Linked DNA regions of Homo sapiens: region 1 is linked to region 2. The links are chromatin contacts, found by Hi-C or POLR2A ChIA-PET in ENCODE. All regions are on one chromosome and are shown on one strand. Each heading gives the region's core, a stretch centred on a gene start or an enhancer-like site at or near the end of the contact. The rest is flanking DNA. Distances are from core to core; before and after follow the strand shown. Region 1 has its middle 13 kb from the start of SYF2. Region 2 overlaps LOC105376876 (a long non-coding RNA gene).

Region 1 (5,470 bases), core at 71-2,570, 360 kb before region 2:
TGAGTCAGGTGGATCACTTAAGATCAGGAGTTTGAGACCAGTCTGATCAACATGGTGAAGTCCCATCTCTACTAAAAATACAAAAATTAGCTGGGCATGGTGGTGGGTGCCTGTAATCCCTGCACTTTGGGAGGCTGAGGCAGGAGAATTGCTTGAACCTGGGAGGCAGAGGTTGCACTAAGCCGAGATCACGCCACTATACTCCAGACTGGGTAACAGAGCAAGACTCTGTCTCGAAAAAAAATTCAAATACTTCAACTTTAGTATGATGCCACTGGTGATTAATTATTCTCTTTTTAAATTAGTAGCACTTCAGAAAAAATTTCTGTTCTCCTTTTGTTTCCTCTCCTGGCATTTCTTTTCTTTTTTTTTTTTTCATACCCACCTGCAACGTGAAAAAGGACATAACAGAAGGTAATTTATTTTTCTGTAGAGACGGGGTCTCACCATGTTGCCCAGGCTGGTCTCAAACTTGGGCTCGAGCTGTCTTCCTGCCTTGGCCTCCCCAAAGTGCTGGGATTACAGGTATGAGCCACTGAGCCCAGCTCCTCTCCTGGCATTTCTATGTGCATTTAATCACAGATCTATCACAAAGCACTGATGCCTCTGAAAATACTTTGACTATGTTTCAATCTTTTTATTCCCATTTCCATTACCTTAGGTCTTTGATCCTGAATATCGCAATAGCCTTAAAAAACACCTTAAAAATATTGTTGAATAGAATATGGCAATGTATTTAAAGGAACAATTCACTGTGACTCAGCAGGGTTTGTTCTAAGAATGCAAGAATAGTGTTTTAGACTATGAATTGCCTGGTTTAATTTAATTTTTTTTGAGAGAGTCTCGCACTGTTGCCCAGGCTGCAATGCAGTGGCAGGATCTCAGCTCACTGCAACCTCCGCCTCCCAGATTCAAGTGATTCTCCTGCCTCAGCCTCCTGAGTAGCTGGGACTACAGGCTTGCACCACCACGCCTGGCTAATTTTTCTATTTTTAGTAGAGACGGGGTTTCACCATGTTGGTCAGGCTGGTCTTGAACTCCTGACCTTGTCATCTACCTGCCTCGGCCTAATTTAATTCTTTATTACCAACCAGCACGCAGATTTTTTTTGTGAATTTGTTGTAATATTTCCAGGTAAACGCTTAGTTCCCCAGGCTGACTTACTATTATAGGTGGTCAGATGTTATAATTCTGGCTAATAGGACACACGCTAAATTTATCTTGAGAAACCTTTTCTTTCCTGATATGGGAGGAGGTGCTGCTCCTCCCTTTCTCCTGCCTTCCTTGTTGGATCACATCCAGGAGGCCTGGAGTTGCAGAAGCCCTTTTGTGTCATGAAGTAGCAAGCATGAGGGCGAAAGTCAGCATGAAGAGGAGAGTGGAGTAAAGCTTGTGTTGCAGTGCTGAGCATCTGCACCTAGATGCTCACCTCTTTTACCCTTACTTGCTGTTGAATAAATTTATTAGGTTGGTGCAAAAGTAATTGCAGTTTTTGCCATTACTATTTTTTTTTTTTTTTTTTTGAGGTGGAGTCTTGCTGTGTCACCTAGGCTGGAGTGCAGTGGCACGATCTCGGCTCACTGCAACCTCCGCCTCCCGGGTTCTGGCAGTTCTCCCGTTTCAGCCTCCCAAGTAGCTGGGATTGCAGGCACCTGCCACCATACCTGGCTAATTTTTGTATTTTTAGTAGGGATGGGGTTTCCCCGTGTTGACCAGGCTGGTCTCAAACTCCTGACCTCATGTTATCCACCAGCTCAGCCTCCCAAAGTGCTGGGATTACAGGTGTGAGCCACCGTGCCCGGCGTTTGCCATTACTTTCAATAGCAAAAACAGCAGTTACTTTTGTGGTAGCCTACCCATGGGTGGTTCAATTTCAGGGCAAATGTCAACAAATTAAATGTAAATGAAAGCAAACATCAATAGTTTTTCTCCACTCTAGAAGTAAGTACCTAGAAATGGAGAAGGGGAGGAAATAAATAGTCCAGTTATAATAGCAACAAAAATGATATTTAGGCACAAATTTAGTGAGAAACCACAGGATCTATGTGAAGAAGATTATAAAATCTGATTGAGAGAGTAAACAGGGCTGGGCGCAGTGACTCACACCTGTAATCCCAGCACACTGGGAGGCTGATGTGGGCGGATCACCTGAGGTCAGGAGTTCAAGACCAGCCTGGCCAACATGGCGAAACCCTGTATCTACTAAAAATACAAAAATTAGCCAGGTGTGGTGACACACACCTGTAATCCCAGCTACTCGAGAGGCTGAGGCAGGAGAATCGCTTGAACTCTGCCGGGAGGCAGAGATTGCAGTGAGTTGAGATTGCGCCACTGCGCTCTAGCCTGGGTGACAGTGAGACTCGGCTCAAGAACAAAAACAAAAACAGAGTAAATAGGAGACTTCTGCATCAAACCAAGATGGACTAACAAAGAATGGGTTTACCTTCCCAGTGGAACAACCAAAAAAAAAGAAAAAAGGATGGCATATATAAAACAGCAGTTTTCAAGATACTGGAAATGAGACATAGAAGAGTGATGCCCAAGGGAAAGCCAGCTATGTTCGCCCCAGCTTACTGTCTTTGGAGAACTTTCAGGCTGTGTAGGCTGTGGTGTGTGGAGAGAGAACCCAGAGGAGCCCAGAAGACTCCCTTAGTTTAGGAGCTAGAGCTGAAAGTCTAGAGGGACCAAGGCAAGAGCTTGTAGTACAGAGCACTGGGGAGAAGAGAGCTACAATGTCTGTAGAGGGTCCCCTCAAATACCAGGCAGAGTACTGATCAGCATGTGTATGCAAGGAACTCCTAGAGGTGAGGGAAAGAACCACCTGGAAAGATTAGAGGGGACAGACAGTACTTGGCACTCACGGCCAGGAATAGTGCTTTTCCCACCAGCCAGAATGGAAAATACGGTGATGATAATACTAACCTCATGGGATTGTTGTTGGGAGTAAGTGGCTAATCCATGGGAAGTGCTTCTTGAGGTGGGCTGGTGCAGTCAATACCCACGAGTGTTGGCGGCTCCTATGATCATCATAATTCACGAGGCATTGGGTAGAATACTTAGAAGGTTCTTGCCTCAGCAGTGGAAAATAATTAGCCCTAGGCTAAACACTGCTTGAGTCTTGCCCAACAAGTCTTCAAAGACCTGAAATAATCCAACTGTTCGCAAATAATTTAGCTGCATTCCAGAACAAAGACCAAGAATAATTATAAAGAAACACAGAAACCTTCAGTACCCAAGAACATCACATTCACAATGCCCAGTGTCTCAAAAGAGAAACAGGAAAATAGGACCCATAAGGAGAAGAAAAATCAATCCATCTAACCAAGAACTGACACAAATGTTAGAGGCAAGGAAATTAAAAGTTATCACTGTACTCTATATCATGGAAAAGTTAAAAAGAGACACGGGATATAAAAAGACTCACACTGAGATTCTTGACATGCACACAACAATTTCTGAGATGGGAAATGTATAGCATGGATTTGACTGCAGTTGACATATCACAGAAGAGATTAGTGAACTTGAAGATATAGCAACAGAAACCATCCAACGTGAAGCACAGAGAGTAAAAAGAATGAAGAAATAGGAACAAAGCCTCCGTGAATTGTGGGACCCTGTACGTGTGATCTGGAGTTCCTCAAAGGTAGAAGGGCAGACGCTGCCCCCCGTGGAAGGCTCTGGATCTCAAATCTGTTCTCTGTTCAAATATGAGCAAATATGAGAGGTGTACGAAAGATATGTTAGCACCAAGTTGAGGCTTTCTCCTGGGCACTGACTAGGCAAGAGTGAGGAAGAATTGCAAAGGGCCTGTCTCAGGTGTGCCTACCTGTGAGACACATCTAACCCTTTGGAAAATGCTGTGCCCACAGAATGGAGAGCTTTCATTTCAGTCCTTCCTAACCTATCCATGGGACTGACAAAATTGGGCACCTAAACAAGGAAACAAGGCCTATTTGCGGGGAGATACAGGAGAGTGGTGGAAATGGAAATGGGGTGTTCTCTCTCTCTAGGTGGATGTGGCTGGGGACAGGGATGATGTTAAGCCACCCTTGACTCTCACCTGACTGCTGCTGAATCCTTGTCAGCCATTGCTTATTTCAAGGGAAGAAGGGCGGCTGTGTTCACCCCCAGCTGCAACAGTCCTGGCTAATTCTGCTCCTCTCATGGTGCTCCCCTCTGCCCTGCTCCTGCCCATCAGGGAAGGGTTGCCTCCCCATGGGCCCTTTTTCTCCAAGGGTGTGACATCTTGGTGAAGATGCCTTCCTCATTAGCCCATTTATTTCAAAGACCTCCTCAGAGATGTGGGCTTCATTATGACTTGACTCAACACTGTTCTCTCCGTCGGAGGCACAGTTGCACAGCTTTTGGCCAGGTGGTGGAGCTGAGCACAACAAAATGGTCTCATCCTTAGAATGGCTTACAGTAGAGCATCGTATTCTGGGATGGCTCTGGAGGGGGTGTGCCCCACTGGAATTCTCTTTAGGCCTTGATGACGTGGGGGCGATGATAATACTAACCTCATGGGATTGTTGTTGGGATTAAGTGGCTAATCCATGGGAAGTGCTTCTCGAGGTGGGCTGGTGCAGAGTCAATGCCCACGAGTGTTGGCGGCTCCTATGATCATTGTCATGTTCTCCAATAGTTCTCGCTCTTACTCTCTCCTTTCTCCAGAGCACTCCAGTAGCTGATAAAAAGCACAGACTCAGGTGCCAAACGGCCTGGATTCAAATGCCAGCTCTTCCATTTGCCGGGTGAAAGATCTCCGGCAACTCACTCTGTTAGTCCACTTGGGCTGCCATAACAGAATACCACAGACTGAGTGGCTCAAACAACAGAAATTCATGTTTTCATGGTTCTGGAAAACAGGAAGTTCAAGACCAAGGTGCCGGCAGGGTTGGCTTCTGGTGAGGTCCCTCTCCCTGTTTTGCAGATGGCTGCCTCCTCCCTGTGTCCTCACATGACCTGTCCTCTGCCTTCACACTCCTGGTGTCTCTTCCTCCTCTTATAAGGACATCAGTCCTATTAGATTAGGGCTCCACCCTCATGACCTCATTTGACCTTAATTATTACCTCCTGAAAGTCCCTGTTTCCAAATACAGTCGCATTGGGGGTTAAAGCTTCAACAAATACATTAAGGGGACACAATTCAGTGCATATCATCACCCAACCACTTTGTGCCTCATTTTCCCCGGATTTAAAAAGTGTTATTAATACCTACCTCAGAGGGTTATTGTGAGCATCAGATGAGTGTGACATGTACAGAGCAGTGCCTGCTTCAAAGTGGGCATGGTATGAGTTGTTTATTTTTTTTTTAATTATTATTTTTTTGAGACAGAGTCTCACTCTGTCATCCAGGCTGGAGTGCAGTGGTGCGATCTCTGCTCACTGCAGCCTCTGCCTCCTGGGTTCAAGTGATTCTCCTGCCTCAGCCTCCCAAGTAGCTGGGACTACAGGTGCCTGCCACCATGCC
Region 2 (5,312 bases), core at 432-2,931:
GTTGCAGTGAGCTGAGATTGCGCCACTGCACTCCAGCCTGGGTGACAGAGCGGGACTCTGCCTTGAAAAAAATAAATAAAATAACAACAATGACAACAACAATCCCAGCTGTCCCAAGAAGAGCCCTGTGTGGAGAACCTTCATGGCCGAGGCCAGGGGCAGCAGGGAGACACTGCCACTGGCAGGAGCTGAGCTCCACTCCTGTGGGCTCCCCAGCATCATGGTCACCCTCAGGGAGCACCTGGGCCTCACTGTCTTGTACCCCACCATCCCCTCACATGGGGCCTAGAAGTTAGGCCTGGTACAAGTGTGGTCTCACACATACACACTCACATGCACACGCACACGCACTCATTTACACACACACACACCTCTTTAATGTCTTCTCCTCTGGAGGAATCTTGGCCAACCTCTTTAATGTCTTTTCCTCTGGAGGAATCTTGGCCAACCTCTTTAATGTCTTTTCCTCTGGAGACATCTTGGCCAACCTCCGAAAGGTGGACTGTGACTCCTGTGTTTTCCACAATTGCCAGCCCCTGCCCCTTGGGTGGCAGCAGGAGGCAGTTTCTGGCACACGGGGTGACACTGGGCGCCTGGGTCCGGCCGCGCGCCAAGCTCCTAGTGCAGGGCCTGGTTCAGCGCCTCCAGGAATGGAAGGTTTTCTTTTCAGCATCACTGTGCTCATCCTAGGTAGGGACCTTGGGAGGGCCTGTGGGAAGGGTGGAGAGAAGAAAAGATGGACAGAAGATGCAGGAGGAGGGTGGCCAGGGAGGGAGAGCCCAGGGAACAGTGTCCAGGTCAGCCAGCTCATCAGACACCCAGGCCCACCTCGAGGGACTGGAAGTGGGTCCACTGTAGGGTGAGGCAGGAGCTGGTGGGCAGCCTGTGCCCCTGGCATGGGGCCTGAAGTCACTACAGGTCACCGATACTGGCAGTCAGGAAGGAAAACTGGATGTGGACCCCCTGGGCCCCACGAGGATGGGGTAAGCACACCTACCACTGAGCCTGGGAAAGGGAAATGCGGGTTTGGGAGCCAGGAGGAGACAGAGTTGGCCCAGAAAGATGTCTGGTGTCCACTCAGTCATGCAGGGAAGCTTTGCCCACAGCTGTCAGCCCTCAGCACACCACTGACTACTCCAGGGCTCAATTTCTCGCAGTCTCTGAGACACTGGGGGGTCCCATCTCCCATAGATTTAAGGCTCATTCGAATGCTACTGACTGTCCCTACCCACACGGCCCCTCCCCGCGGCTGCCTCTCCTCCCAGCGCCTCTCCCTCAAGACACTGCCATCAGCAGCTCAGAAGCGGCCAAGAATTTCCACTAATTGCCTCTCCCTGCAAAACAAACAAACCAAAAGGAGTCACAGTTTAAGTGTCTTTTGGTCTGCTGCCTGATCTTCTTTAAGCCCAGCCTGATTTCTTCTAGGTCCAGGTGTACAAAAACGTCACCTTTTCTGACAGTGGAGAAACAGCCACCGAGTTTTCATGCAGGCCACAGGGAGGAGCTTGTTCTGGAGAATAATACAGCAAAGAAGACTGGCGAGTGCAGCCTTGAAACGATTCAAGGCCGTAGCTCGCCCCTCCTAAGCACCTCTCCAAACTGCGGTGCCTCTGTGGGGAGTGTGGCAAAGCTAACAGCAGCTTCTGCCAGAAGGGAGTGCCCGTCTGAGAGCCTGCGGCCACCGTCTAGGACAGGGATGCGGTAAACTCTCTGTTGTCTGAAGGAGGGGCCTGTGGGGAGAGTGACGGGCCTGGTAGCCCCAGAATCTGCCCCCGGTCCACTCCCACCTTCTCCTTTAAGGAATGTGAGCTGCAGGCTTCAAGAGCCCCAGATGTTGGCCACCAGCTTTGAAGCTGCCACCAGCCTTCCCAGGACCAAACTGATGGCCGCGGCCAGGGTAGGAGGAGCCAGCAGCATCCCCCCACCATTTTCTGGAGGAGTCCAGGACAAGTCATATTCTCTAGCCTATGCAAGGTCGCTTGTCTGGCCGGGGTAGCCAGGATGGCCGGGTGCCCATGTGGGTCATGCCAACCTCACGTCCTTCCCCGCCGACCATACTCTGCGTATGGGAGGGGGAGCGATACCACAGAAGTTCTGGCACCTTCCTGATCTCCTTTTGCACTTCCAGGTGTCATGATTTCTGCTCTTGGGGACCTAAAGGTCAGCAGTGTCACCTACAGTGTCCCAGAGAGGGCTGGGTTTCCGTGTGCCTGAATTTCCACGTGCTCTGGACGCCCAGTGGTTCTGAACAGGGTATGGGGCATATCTGGCTGCTGAGATCCCACCGCAGACCTAACAAACAGAATCCTCAATGCCCTGGGCCCGAACAGGACTCCGGGACGCCCCCTAACAATAGCCATGTGAGACACCCTTCTTCTGACACAGCCCCAAGAGCCAACAGACCCAGGATGAAGCCTTATGATGTGTACAGCCTTAAGCAAATGACTGAACCTCTCAGAGCCTGTGCGCTCGTCCCTAAAGTAAAGATAACACTGGCACCTACTCGGTCACGAAGAAAACATGAGCTAACTCAACCCAGGGCTTCACACAGACTAAATGCCTAATAAATGGCAGCTCTTATCATGCTGTTGCTGTGGGGACAGAGAGAGTCCGCTGTGAACGACCACCTTGCCTGCTTTCAGGCTGGAGTCTGTCTGCTCCGCCTTGCTAGCCAAGTCACCCCTGCCGGTCAGGGTTGCCACATATGGGTGTATAGCTTGTGCACTGCACAAAGTGCTAGCACCGGAATTGGGGCCAAAATCCAACGTGACTCCACCGCTGAGCCATGTATGTTGGCATAAGAGGAGTTCTGCAAGGAGCACGTTTTCTCATCTGCCCAGGAGCACCTCGCAAGCAGTGACGGCTGCTGTGAAGCCCGGGCTGGGCTTGCCCCAGCCTCCGCCAGTCCCAGAACCACGGTCAGTGTTTGCCAAGTTCTGTCTCGAGCCCCAGCTCAGCCACCCTGAGAAGGTGGTGGCCAGCATCTGGCTCTCAGTACCTCCCCGACAGGAAACTGCCCAACCCCGCCCCATGCCTCCACCTGGTCCTCGAAGGCTGCAGATTCTTTATGTCTCTGCCCAACATCGCCACTGTCCCTGATGGGGTTTACAGGCCCAGGCCTAGGTGGGAGAGGAAGAAGTTTCAGGTGGGTGGAAGAGAAGAGAATGGCATTCTACTAGAAGCTGGTTTTTAATTTGCATATATAGAAATGCATATATAAGCTGGGTGCAGTCTCTTACGCCTGTAATCCCAGCACTTTGGGAGGCCGAGGCGGGTAGATCACTTGAGCTCAGGAGTTCACGACCAGCCTGGCCAACATGACAAAACCCCGTATCTACTAAAAATACAAAAATTTGCTGGGTGTGGTGGTGGGCGCCTGTAATTCCAGCTACTTGGGAGGCTGAGGCAGGAGAATCGCTTGAACCCAGGAGGCAGAGGTTGCAGTGAGCCGAGATCGCGCCACTGCACTCCAGCCTGGGCGACAAGAATGAATCTCCGTCTAAAAAAAAAAAAAAAGAAATGCACATATATAAATATATTTTTTATTTTTACAATATAATTATATAGAGAGAGTGTGCATGTGAGGGAGAGAAGGAGGACAACTTGAGAAGCTTGAAAATCTATTTATTATTAGATGACATTAGGAAATGATTGGTAGTTTTTTTAGATATTAGATTATGGGGCCGGTTACAGTGACTCATGCCTGTAATCCCAGCACTTTGGGAGGTCGAGGCAGGAGGATTGCTTGAGGCCAGGAGCTTGAGACCAGCCTGGTCAACATGACAAAACCCCGTCTCTACTAAAAATACAAAAAATTAGCTGGGCATGGTGGCATGTATCTTTGGTCCCATCTAGGGAGGCTGAGGCTCAAAAATCACTTGAACCCGTAAGGTAGAGGTTGCAGTAAGCCAAGATCATGCCACTGCGCTCCAGCCTGGGTGTTAGAGCAAAACTAAAAAAATATTATGGGCCAGGCACATTGGTTCACGTCTGTAATCTCAGCACTTTGGGAGGCTGAGGCAGGAGGATTGCTTGAGCCCCGGAGTTCAAGGCCAGCCTGGGCAACATGGTGAAACCTCATCTCTATAAATAAATAAATAAATAAATAAATAAATAAATAAATATGTGTGTGTGTGTGTGTGTGTATTAATTAAAATTAGCTGGGCAGCCGGCATTATGGCGTGCACCTGAGGTCCCATCAAGTTGGGAGGCTGAAGTGGGAGAATCACCTAATCCTAGGAAGTCAAGGCTGCAGTGAGCCGAGATTGTGCCACTTCACCCCAGCCTGGGTGACACAATGTTGAATTAGTGAAATGTCAAAATGTTTACAGCTTACTTTGAAATGTTTTGGAATAGACAGATAAAACAAATACAGCAAGTGTCAGCAGCTATTACATCTGGTTGGTGGCTGCGTGGATACTTGTATGGAGATTTGTTAGATGACTCCTGCACCTTTTCTGTATGTTTGAAAATTTTCATAATGAAAATGTCTACATAATTTCAGGTGAGAAATAGCCTCCAGGGTCACCTCAGTTCTCTTGTTCCCTCCCGACCCTGCACTTCTGTCTTTACCTCCAAGAGGAATGCCCCTGGGCACACCCCTGTCTCCTTTGGGTGTGGGGGCAGGGGTCCTCGCAGGGTGACACATTAGAGCCACTCAGAAGGGTGGGCCATTCACTGCCTCTGATTGTGCCTCCTGGAGCAGGTGACGTTGTCCTGCTCATGTCCCCCTCATCTCCTCAACCTCAGGGATACTCCTTTTGGAGTGTGAAGCTCTACAGAAAGATGTTCCTTGCTTATTTTGTATAATTAAAAAAAGGAGAAAAAGTAGACAAGTCCAACTGTCTGTCCATCAATAGGAAATTGGTGGCAAAATTTCACAGCTATGTGTTAGTACATCCCGACATGCAGGTATGTCCGTGATACTGTGAAGAAAATAGCAACTTGCAAACACTCTGTATGATGTGATGGTTTAAAAAGAAAACATGGGCCAGGTGTGGTGGCTCGTGCCTGTAATCCCAGCACTTTGGGAGGCCAAGGTGGGAGGATCACCTGAGCCTAGGAGGTGGAGGTTGCAGTGAGCCATGATCGCACCACTGTGCTCCAACCTGGGTGACAGAGCAAGATCCTGTCTCAAAAAACAAACAAACAAACAAACAAAAACCTAAAGAAAAGTAAAAAGAAAACACTATATGCATAATCATGATGTATTTCTAAAGAATGATCTGGAAGGTGGCCTAGGGAAGGAACTGTTCACAGTGGTTTCTTCTGGAGAGTGAGATTAAGTGGGGCAGGAGAAACTTTCACTTTTC

Evidence for each region. A loop is a pair of places that touch in the nucleus more often than their neighbours do. ChIA-PET counts read pairs that join two places held with the same protein, here RNA polymerase II (POLR2A). Pooled maps may share reads with other maps.
Region 1: a map of sciatic nerve shows a loop between it and region 2 (2.9-fold over the local background). The contact joins two enhancer-like sites. A Hi-C loop is called at or near these places in 20 of 168 maps with a recorded cell type or tissue (GM23248, HCT116, HL-60/S4 and 15 more) and 2 of 50 pooled maps. POLR2A ChIA-PET finds 5 or more read pairs at or near these places in 3 of 52 experiments (HEK293, PC-9 and WTC11).

The regions. Positions count from the first base shown.
Region 1 is chr1:25,216,706-25,222,175 of GRCh38, reverse strand. No RefSeq gene overlaps it. Among named protein-coding and RNA genes, the nearest start is that of SYF2, 13 kb to the left of the region's middle. Within about 2 kb of position 1,320, at least 2 of the 41 ENCODE cell types and tissues checked have a DNase peak (open chromatin) inside an H3K27ac peak, as active enhancers do.
Region 2 is chr1:24,858,585-24,863,896 of GRCh38, reverse strand. It overlaps LOC105376876 (a long non-coding RNA gene), which reads right to left. Exons shown (of 3, transcript XR_947082.3): 2 at 372-709. Among named protein-coding and RNA genes, the nearest start is that of MIR6731, 58 kb to the left of the region's middle. Within about 2 kb of position 1,681, at least 2 of the 41 ENCODE cell types and tissues checked have a DNase peak (open chromatin) inside an H3K27ac peak, as active enhancers do.